2 separate regions of the Homo sapiens genome follow, and region 2 is linked to region 1. Evidence: chromatin contacts called from ENCODE Hi-C or POLR2A ChIA-PET data. All regions are on one chromosome and are shown on one strand. The core of a region is the stretch at or near the end of the contact, and the rest is flanking DNA. Distances in the headings are between cores, read along the strand shown.

The links. A loop is a pair of places that touch in the nucleus more often than their neighbours do. ChIA-PET counts read pairs that join two places held with the same protein, here RNA polymerase II (POLR2A). Pooled maps may share reads with other maps.
Region 2: a map of CD8-positive, alpha-beta T cell shows a loop between it and region 1 (7-fold over the local background). The contact joins the promoter of YBEY here to the promoter of COL6A1 in region 1. A Hi-C loop is called at or near these places in 13 of 168 maps with a recorded cell type or tissue (CD4-positive, alpha-beta T cell, CD4-positive, alpha-beta memory T cell, CD8-positive, alpha-beta T cell and 9 more), 3 of 37 single-sample maps with no recorded cell type and 26 of 50 pooled maps. POLR2A ChIA-PET finds 5 or more read pairs at or near these places in 5 of 52 experiments (A549, BJ, CD8-positive, alpha-beta memory T cell and 2 more).

What each region holds. Positions count from the first base shown.
Region 1 is chr21:45,979,720-45,984,652 of GRCh38, forward strand. It overlaps COL6A1 (collagen type VI alpha 1 chain), which reads left to right and starts at 2,051. Exons shown (of 35, transcript NM_001848.3): 1 at 2,051-2,228; 2 at 2,915-3,044; 3 at 4,550-4,750. The coding sequence starts at 2,132. It overlaps LOC105372841 (a long non-coding RNA gene), which reads left to right. Exons shown (of 3, transcript XR_937803.3): 2 at 1-133; 3 at 1,571-1,847. RefSeq lists enhancers at 1,809-2,671, 2,672-3,532.
Region 2 is chr21:46,282,777-46,287,613 of GRCh38, forward strand. It overlaps YBEY (ybeY metalloendoribonuclease), which reads left to right and starts at 3,566. Exons shown (of 5, transcript NM_001314025.2): 1 at 3,566-3,639; 2 at 4,094-4,347. The coding sequence starts at 4,138. It overlaps MCM3AP (minichromosome maintenance complex component 3 associated protein), which reads right to left and starts at 2,835. Exons shown (of 28, transcript NM_003906.5): 1 at 1,292-2,835; 2 at 839-1,062. The coding sequence starts at 2,510. RefSeq lists silencers at 3,200-3,429, 3,780-3,889.

The DNA.
Region 1 (4,933 bases), core at 801-3,300:
AGGCCAAGAGAACACGGAGGTCCTGAAGCCCCCTGTGCTTGAGTCAGGAGCCCAGAGGCTGGTGCCACAGCTCCAAGCAGGCAGCACCAAACCTCAGCACCCACAGCCACAGTGTGGATGACATCAGTGGCAGGTAAATTGACTGTACAGTAAGTGTACAAGGCCAGGCACGGTGGCTCATGCCTGTAATCCCAGCACTTTCGGAGGCCGAGGCAGGAGGACCACTTGAGTCCAGGAGTTCGAGACCAGCCTGGGCAACATCGTGAGACCCCCATCTCTACAAAACATACAAAATTAGCTGGGTATGGTGGCACATGCCTGTGATCCCAGCTACTCGGGAGGCTGAGGTGGAGGGATCACCTGAACCCAGGAGACTGAGGCTGCAGTGAGCTGTGATGAGGCCACTACGTTCCAGCCTGGATGACAGAGTGAGCCCCTTAGATAATAATAATAATAATAAGGAGGAGGAGGAGGAGGAGGAGGAGGAAAAGAAGGAGAAGTACTTTACAACTTCTGTAACGTAGGTGTGGGGAAAATATTGAAGGCAATCCAAAAACAGTCACTGTGGAGTTGTGGAATTAAGTATCAATTTTAAAGGTTTTTTCAAATGTTTCTTTAACATGGTTTTTGGTATGAACAATTTGTGTACGTTTTAAAATTATAAGACATTTAGGCTGGTGTTAGGCAAGTCTCAGCAGCTCCAGCTTTGGGAAAGCTCTTCTGGGACCTTCTGTGGGCCAGGGATGCATCTGGCCACATCTGGAGCCCACCCCCAGGTGATATCAGGGACAGCCCCTCTCTCCTCTCTCTGTCTCTCTTTCTGTCTCTCTGTCTCTGTCTCTCTGTCTCTGTCTCTCCGTCTCTGTCTGTCTCTCCTCTCTGTCTCTCTCTGTCTCTGTCTCTCTGTCTCTGTCTTTGTCTCTCTCTGTCTCTCCTCTCTCTGTGTCTCTGTCTCTGTCTCTCTCTCTGTCTCTCTCTGTCTGTCTCTCTGTCTCTCTCTGTCTCTGTCTCTCTCTGTCTGTCTCTGTCTCTCCTCTGTCTCTCTGTGTCTGTCTCTCTGTCTCTGTCTTTCTGTCTCTCTCTCACTGTCTCTGTCTCTCTCTGTCTCTCTGTCTCTGTGTCTCTCTGTCTCTGTCTCTCACTGTCTCTCTCTCTGTCTCTGTCTCTCTGTCTCTCTGTCTCTCTGTGTCTCTCTGTCTCTGTCTCTCTGTCTCTGTCTCTCCTCTGTCTCTCTGTGTCTCTCTCTGTCTTTCTGTCTCTCTGTCTCTCTCTGTCTCTGTCTCTCTCTCTGTCTCTGTCTCTCCTCTGTCTGTGTCTCTGTCTGTCTCTCTGTCTCTGTCTCTCTGTCTCTCTCTCACTGTCTCTCTCTGTCTCTCTGTCTCTGTCTCTCTGTCTCCACACACAGCATATATAACAACTATATTGTGAGCAACTTTGTCTTCCCACGGTACAAACTGAAATATCTTTGGCAAATACGTATCCGACTATACTGTGAAGAAATATTGACGTGAAAAAAGAACGCGGAGATCTGATAAAGCAACAATTCAGCTCACGGCGAGGTCCTCTGCAGGAGGCGGTTGGTGGGAAGAGGCGAGTGAGCCTGCCCGTGCGTCCCGCATGGAGACGTCTGGATTGGAAACTACCGAAAGATGTTTCAAGGAACTCTCCCTGGGTGACACGCTGGTTTTCAGACGTTTGATTCAGCTGCTGCAGTTTCCTCCTCCCTGACACGGGAACTGAACTGCAGGCCGCGGCGAGCCAGCCAGGGAAACCGCCTTCTCCCTGGGCTCGGAGCTGCTGCCGGTTCTGGAGGGAGAGACCCCAGCAAGGAGGTGGTGACTCATGGGCCGCTCCTCCCCGCCCCGCCCCGCCCCTCCCCTCCCGCCCCGCCCCTCCCCTCCCGCCCCTCCCCTCTCCTCCCGCCCCTCCCCTCCCCTCCCCTCTCCTCCCGCCCCGCCCCTCCCCTCCCCTCCCGCCCCTCCCCTCCCCTCCCGCCCCTCTCGCCCCGCCCCTCCCCTCCTTGCCCTCCGCTCTCACTCTGGCTGGGAGCAGAAGGCAGCCTCGGTCTCTGGGCGGCGGCGGCGGCCCACTCTGCCCTGGCCGCGCTGTGTGGTGACCGCAGGCCCCAGACATGAGGGCGGCCCGTGCTCTGCTGCCCCTGCTGCTGCAGGCCTGCTGGACAGCCGCGCAGGATGAGCCGGAGACCCCGAGGGCCGTGGCCTTCCAGGGTGAGTGGTGGCTTGGGGTGCAGGCTCCAGACCCCCCGCTCTTTGCTGCCGGCCAGGGCCAGATGCGCGGGGTCCCCTCCCACGCGTGGAACTGCAGACTGGGGGCCTGGAGCCCCTGAACCCCACTCCCCGCTCGGGGCGGCTGCAGCGCCCAGCTCTGCCCCACCGGGCCTTGGCCGGGGCCCCTAGAGGCTCAGCATTCAGCATTCTCAGCGGGGCCGGACCGCAGGCAGCTCGGGAGGGGCTCCCTGGCGAGGGGGAGCTGGTGCGGGGCTGTCTCGGCGCCCCGTGAATCCGTTTGACCCCTCACCTGGCAGTGAGTCCAGACGCACGGCCCCCCCGACCCCCGTTCTAGAAGAAGTCGTGCGCTGCTGGTTCTGAATCCAGCGAGAAACCTTCCCGTGAGGTCTCACTTGTCCGGTCCCGTGCCGGGGACGCCCTGCCCTTCGGGGGAGGTTGTGAAGGTTTCTGACTCCCCTCGAGGCACAGGAGCGGTTTGGGGTCTCTCACTCCACCCCCTCCCCACCGTCCCCACCGAGGGACGTCCTGCTGCCTTTTCCCGGGAGAGCCTCTCCGGGCCCGGGGCTCTGTGCTGCAGGCGCTGGGCTGGCCGGGAGGGCAGGCCCAGCAGAGACTCGGGGAATGGGGCGAGAGCTTGAAGGCCCCTCTCCTCCATCTTCGGCCAGACTGCCCCGTGGACCTGTTCTTTGTGCTGGACACCTCTGAGAGCGTGGCCCTGAGGCTGAAGCCCTACGGGGCCCTCGTGGACAAAGTCAAGTCCTTCACCAAGCGCTTCATCGACAACCTGAGGGACAGGTAGGAGGGACGCCCCGTGACCTTCCTCCTGTGCTTCTGGGCCTCTTGGAGGGAGGGGTGGGGGCCCAGGGGAACACGGGTGCGACGGCCTCAACCTCCTAAGGTTGGGCGAGCGTTGCCCTGACCGGGGCCCCTCCCGGCGCCCTCCAGAGTGAGGCCGGGGCCCTTTCCGGCGCCCTCCAGAGTGAGCTGGTCTGAGCCTCTCCCAGCGCCTTCCAGAGTGAGCTGGTTTGAGACCCTGCTCGCGGGGGTGGCACCTGTTCAGCAGGGCCGAGGTGACAGTGAGGCTGAGATGTAGGGAAGAGAGGCTCCCGCAGGCTGACCGAGAGGGCTCAGCGCACTGGCCCAGACACGCAGTCCTGCCTGGTGCGCGGGAGCCCCTCACTAACCACCTGGACCCTGGTTTGTTCCGTGGGCAGTGAGAGCCTCTACCTGGGTCCTGGATCCCACGTTCTGAAGGTCCCCGACTCGGGAGCCAGGAGGGGTGTCGCTCTGCAGCCCCAGGGCCCCCAGGCTTGGTTCTGGGCTTGGGACACGGCACCCTCTGCTCCACGTTCCTCCATCTGTGCGTGTGGCTGAGGACAGACCGGGGGGAGAGGGGAGTCGGTCCTGTGGGTGCACAGGGCCGCTGAGGGGGGGGCATGTAGAACGGGGCTCCCCCACTGAGACGGGTCCTGGCAGTGGGGACACAGCTTAGCCGGCGTAGGAACCCCCGTCCTCCTTGACCCTGCTGACTGGCCGCTGGGCCGGAGCCTCCCGCCACCAGAAGGGGCACAGTCAGAGGCTGCCGGTAACAGCAGGGTGGACCTTCCAGCCCACACCGTGCCCAGCAGGAGCCATTGGTACCAGGAACCCTGAGCTTAGTGGACATGGCCAGGCCCGTGCGGCAGTGTTTGGGGGGGGGTCTGGCTGTGGATGGCACCGGGGAGGGGCGGCCGCGTGGCCCAGCGTCCCCCGAGTCGCCCTTGTTGCCTTTACTCAGTCTCCCCATGACTCAGTTTCCCACCTGTGAAATGGGGCGGAGTCATCCCCATGTCGCTGCCACTGGATTCCTGCAGGCGCCGTGGTCACTCTGCTGAATGGATGGGAGGGTGGGTGGGGCAGAGGTGGGCCCACCCCAGGCTGGGGCAGAGCAGACCCCTGAGAGCCTCAGGCTCAGGTGCTCAGAGGGCAGCGAGGGGGCTGCTCAGATCCCCGGGGTGCCTCCTTCCCCCACTGTCATGCTGCCCCACTGCAGGCCCAAGGACCCCACCCCAGCAGGGCCACACACTCAGGGCTCCTGGTCTGAGGGCCTGAGGGATCGGGGCGCAGGTCGCTTGCTGGCCACACCCGCCTGCACAGCCTTCCAGGAGGGCCGGCCTCAGGGCCACAGGGCAAGTCCAGCTGTGTGTCAGCCACGGCCAGGGTGGGGCAGCCTGTCCATCTGGGTGACGTCGCGCCCTGGGACGGGTAGCGATGGCGCCAGGGGCCGCCCGCCTCACGCCCGCCGTGCCTGTTCCTGGCAGGTACTACCGCTGTGACCGAAACCTGGTGTGGAACGCAGGCGCGCTGCACTACAGTGACGAGGTGGAGATCATCCAAGGCCTCACGCGCATGCCTGGCGGCCGCGACGCACTCAAAAGCAGCGTGGACGCGGTCAAGTACTTTGGGAAGGGCACCTACACCGACTGCGCTATCAAGAAGGGGCTGGAGCAGCTCCTCGTGGGGTGAGTGGCCCCCAGCCTCCTGCCCACGCCAGTTCTCACGCGTGGTACCCAGCCTGGGCTGGGGTTGGCCTGGGGTCCCTGTGCGGCTTCAGCTGCAGCCTCCCTGTTCTCTTGGAGGCTGCACGGCCTCCCTGACCCACTTTGTGGGCAGGAAAGAGACGGAGACAGACAGAGACAGAGAGA
Region 2 (4,837 bases), core at 2,316-4,815, 300 kb after region 1:
CCTGGGTGACAGAGCAAGACTCCATCTCAAAAAAATAAATAAATAAATAAAAAGAAAGTATTATGCATACATTTAAAGTCAGGATACAAACCCAGTGCTTCAAAGCAGTTATCTCTAGAGGACAGACTGACAAGGGGAATTTCACTTTTTTTCTTTTTCTTTTTTTTGAGACGGAGTCTGGCTCTGTCTCCCAGACTGGAGTGCAGTGGCACGAACTCGGCTCACTGCAACCGCCGCCTCCCGGATTCAAGCAATTCTCCTGCCTCAGCCTCCCGAGTAGCTGAGATGACAGGCGCGAGCCACCACACCCAGCTAATTTTTTGTATTTTTAGTAGAGATGGGGTTTCACCGTGTTAGCCAGGATGGTCTGGATCTCCTGACCTCATGATCCGCCCACCTTGGCCTCCCCAGGTGCTGGGACTACAAGCGTAAGCCACCACGCCCGGCCAATTTCACTTTTTCTGTATTGTTTGAACGTTTACAGCGATCATCTTCTATGACCAAATAAAACAAAAACAAAACCAAAAAACTCAACTTCCAAAAGTACTATGTGGTTAGAGCCTTTCAGAAGAATTTCTGAATTTCTAAAGCCTTTCAGAAGAATTTCACTTCATGAGAACAACTCTCCCAGCATTTCTAGAGTACTATATTCTGTAGGGACCTAGAATATGCCAAGTTATGAAATAAATAGTGCTATCCCAGCCTATGCTAATAAGATATTTGAGTACTTTCTCTATATTATAGTAAGCAAACAACTGAGGGACCAAAAAAAAAAAACAGGTTTTAAAGTGACAAGGTTCAAATCTAGGGTAACAAATGGCAAGATGGGAGTACTCACATGATCAAAGAAATGTACCACTGCAAGCTTTTTGCTGCGCCTGGTAAAGATGCGCTGCACTTTAGCAATTTTGCCAAAATGGTTCTCCAGAATGGTCCTGTCGTTGAGGTAGTCAGGGATGTTCTTGCACTGGATGGCTGTGACTTCAGAGGGAGACAAGCCCCCAAGACTGTCTGTGCTCTCGCTTCTGTTACTCTGACGCGCCGGAGTTCCTCTTAGAGAATCTAGGGGTTCAGAGAATGGACACTTAAACCATCAGATGTTTCCAACAACAGGAGGCACCAACTGTGTCGAAGCAGAGGAAATTTTCAGATGTAAGACCTGCTCCGATGACATGTTAGAATCCCTAATGTTTATGGGAGATTTATCTGAAAAATCAAGCTAACACCCAGAGAAACGTATTGAAAACCTGCCTGCAGGATTTACTCTATGTGCTACATTTTCAGAGCTCACCTTCTTTCTTCTCTCTACTTTCAGTTTCTTCCTCTTTATTCACACCTGGAATCCGGGAAGGTGCCAGGACAGACTGATTCCCTCCTGGGATAGCCATGTGGTCACTTTCTGCAGACTCAACAAAGCCAGTTTCCTTTTTGGCCTCCTTGTTGCCCAGACGACCTACTTCCTTATTGCTTTTGAAAACATCCTGTATCGTCCGACCAAATAAAGTACCTCCCCGGGGTCGATTCAGGCGGACAGGTCGTTTGTCTGGAGGATGATCGCCCCGGGACAGAGGATCCGAATCTTCTGCTGGCTCGTGGCCATGTCTCCTTGGGGAGCGATCCTGGTCCTCCTTCCTTTTCAGTCCTTTCATTAGGCTGGGAAGTGGTTCCACCTGGGAAACAGCTTCTTCACACCCCTGCCTGACACCTGCTTTGCTAGCCTGGAAAGGTTCGCCCAAAACCGCAGATGATACAGGGAAGCTACTGAAGCTATTATTAGAACTTCCAAATATTGACTTAGGTCCTCTCTTCTCTTCCTCTACATTTTGGTTTGACAAAGCAGGGGTAAAGGCAGATAATGAATTATTACTACTAACAGGTTTTGAAAAGGTAAAATTTGAAGTGGTAGCTGAACTACTTGTTACTTGAGGAAAAGAGAAAGGGGCCAGGCCTCCAGGTGCACTACTAATTGGGTGGGAAAATGTAAAAAACCCAGAAGCAATTTGGCTCTGGGTTTTCTCTGGCTCAGATTCAGCCCCCAGTATTGGTTTGAACACTGCATTTTCCAGAGGTTTAAAGCTGAATTCTGTTTTCCCAAAACCAGAGTTCACTATTTCTCCAGCTTCTTGTCCAAAAGCAGAAGTGCTTGGGAAAGCCCCAACACTGGTGGGTGATTTAAAACTAAATCCTGTGTTTCCCAGCACAGATGAACTTGAAGGCCCAGAGGTAGCCACAAAGGTGGAAGTGTGCTCAAGTCCAGAAAAGGGTCCAACACTTGAGGTTTGGGTGAACCCTAATGTTTGCACTGAAGAGGAATGACTTACTCCAGAAGACGCTGGAAAGCTGGATACCTGTGAAAATCCCGAGCTCTTCCCAGATAAGGTACTGTTTTGTCCAAAAAGAGAAGGTTGACCAAATCGAAATGGCGGCTTAGATGGAAGTGTTCCTACATTACTAGAAGACGCCGAAAAAGCACTAGGCTGCTGCCCACTGAAAGGATTAGTTGGGTTCATCTTCTGCTCCAATTATTAGAAGGTAATTAAGTATTATGTGTACAAAATTAATTGGCTTCCTGAAACAGCCTGTAGCACTAGGGAGTTCCCCTTCGTCTTTAGAACAAGCTGAAAGAGAAAAATTCAGATCATCATAGCTATGTTCTGCTACAAGTCTAAGAAAAGAATTTTTGAACACTGTCATACTAAAAGGATAACTATTTCAAAGGCAGGCAAAGGGTTATTATTTTCTGAGAGCCGATAGGTTATTTTGTTGGAGGGTGGGGTAGAGAGTGGTACAAATAATTACTTTGTTACAGAGGTTTAAAGCGTGATCCTTTAAGATTAAAAAAAAAAAAGCCGAATCTTTTTACTGAGTTAGTAAATTCATGAAAAACCTCCATTGGCAGTAAGAAAATGAATGCTGTTCCACCTTACAACTTAGAGACGAATTTCTCCCGACTTCCTCCAATCTCTACAGCCGGAGAATTCACTGTAACGCTGTCAAAACCTTAGCGTTTCGGGATCTCCTCCCACCTGGCTTCCCTCGGAGCGGCTGGAGCGCTAAGCACTTTCTCACATTCCTTCATCGCGCCCTGGCGGCCACCCTCGAGCGGGCTGGAAGGACGAGGGCGCTGCCACGAAGCTGAGGCCTCTCGGCGGGGACGGCGTGCCCGGGGAGCCTAATCTTCCACCCAGCACAGCCCGAAACGGCGGAGGCCACGCGCTGGGCCCAGGCCGGCCTGGCCACTGTCCCGCCCCGGGCTCGCCAGGGGTCGCCGGCGCCGCAACGCTCCGTTAGCGACGATGTGGAGGCCCGGGCGCGCGGAGCTGCGTGGGGGAAGGAAACGGCGCCCCTGGCGCCGGCCCAGCCCCCACGCTCACCGTCTCGCCCCAGGACCCCGAGGCCCGCGCTGCCCACTGGCCCCTCGGAAAGACTTGAGGCGCAAGCACAGGCTGCTGCCGCGACACTCAGCGCTGCGCACCGCGGGCAGAAAACGCCGCGGACCGACTTCCGGTTCGCTCAGCACTACCGGATTCCGCCCCGCCCGCTGCGATCCGGTTCCGCTCCCCACAACCCGCTCTGTGGCGGGGCTTCCGGTCGGGAGGGTCCGCCCGCTCTCGCGTCCTTTGCTGGGTCCAGACACCGGTACGTCCGGGCGGGTTTTTAGTCTCCCAAGCGAGAGCGTCGCATTCACCCGCGTGGGTCTGCGGGCGCCCCAGACCCCAGAGGACCCGGCCCCCAACGCTTACCTGTCCCCTCTCCTGTCCCTCCCCCATTCCAGCCCCTTCTCTCCCCAGCCGTTGCCCCTCCCCGCACCCCGCCGCGTCCGCGCGCCTCTCTCCGCGCGCACCCCCAACCCGCCCCCTTTTCTCTGGGAACCGCTCCTTCCGCTCCGCCCGCCTGGAGTCCTTCTGGCCGGATTCCGCGGCATCCTTCCATAGACCCTCGTTGTTGCTTCCTCCTTGTGGTAAATGTAAATTCCCTTAAGATTTTCAATCAGTTCCACCAAATAAAGTGATCTGATTGCGCGTGCATCTGTATTTTTACAGACCGTATTATCACTTGTACTGATTGGTCTTCTCTTACACTTTAACCCCAGGTTCCGTTGCAAACATTTTTAAAGGGCTGGTTATTCTTCCTGAAATGAGTTTGGTGATTAGAAATCTGCAGCGAGTCATCCCCATCAGGAGAGCGCCACTTCGCAGTAAGATCGAGATTGTAAGGAGGATTTTAGGAGTGCAGAAATTTGACCTGGGGATCATCTGTGTTGACAACAAGAATATTCAGCACATTAATAGAATCTACAGAGATAGAAATGTCCCAACCGATGTGCTTTCTTTTCCATTTCATGAGGTAAAAAAAAAATGTTCCTCTTCTTGTCTAGCCCATCTTCCCAGAGTAAATTTCCTGTCGTTTTGTTTTGTTTTGTTTTGTTTTTTAATTGAGACGGAGTCTTGCTCTGTCACCCAGGCTGGAGTGCAGTGGTGCGATCTCGGCTCACTGCAACCTCCCTTCCTGGTTCAAGTGATTCTTTTGCCTCAGCCTCCCCAGTAGGTGGGACCACAGATGCTGGCCACCACGCCTGGCTAATTTTTTTTTGTCAGTATTTTTAGTAGAGACGGGGGTTTTACCATGTTGGCCAGGCTGCTCCTGAACTGATCTCAGGTGATCTGCCTGCCTCGGGCTTCCCAGAGTGTTGGGATTACAGGCGTGAGCCAGAGCACCCGGCCTAAATTTCATGTATTAATTATATTATAGGCTAGGCTCCATGGTGCCTATAAGTATATATGTTACAGACATGATTTTTAATTTTAATTTTGAAAATTTTCAAATATACACAAAA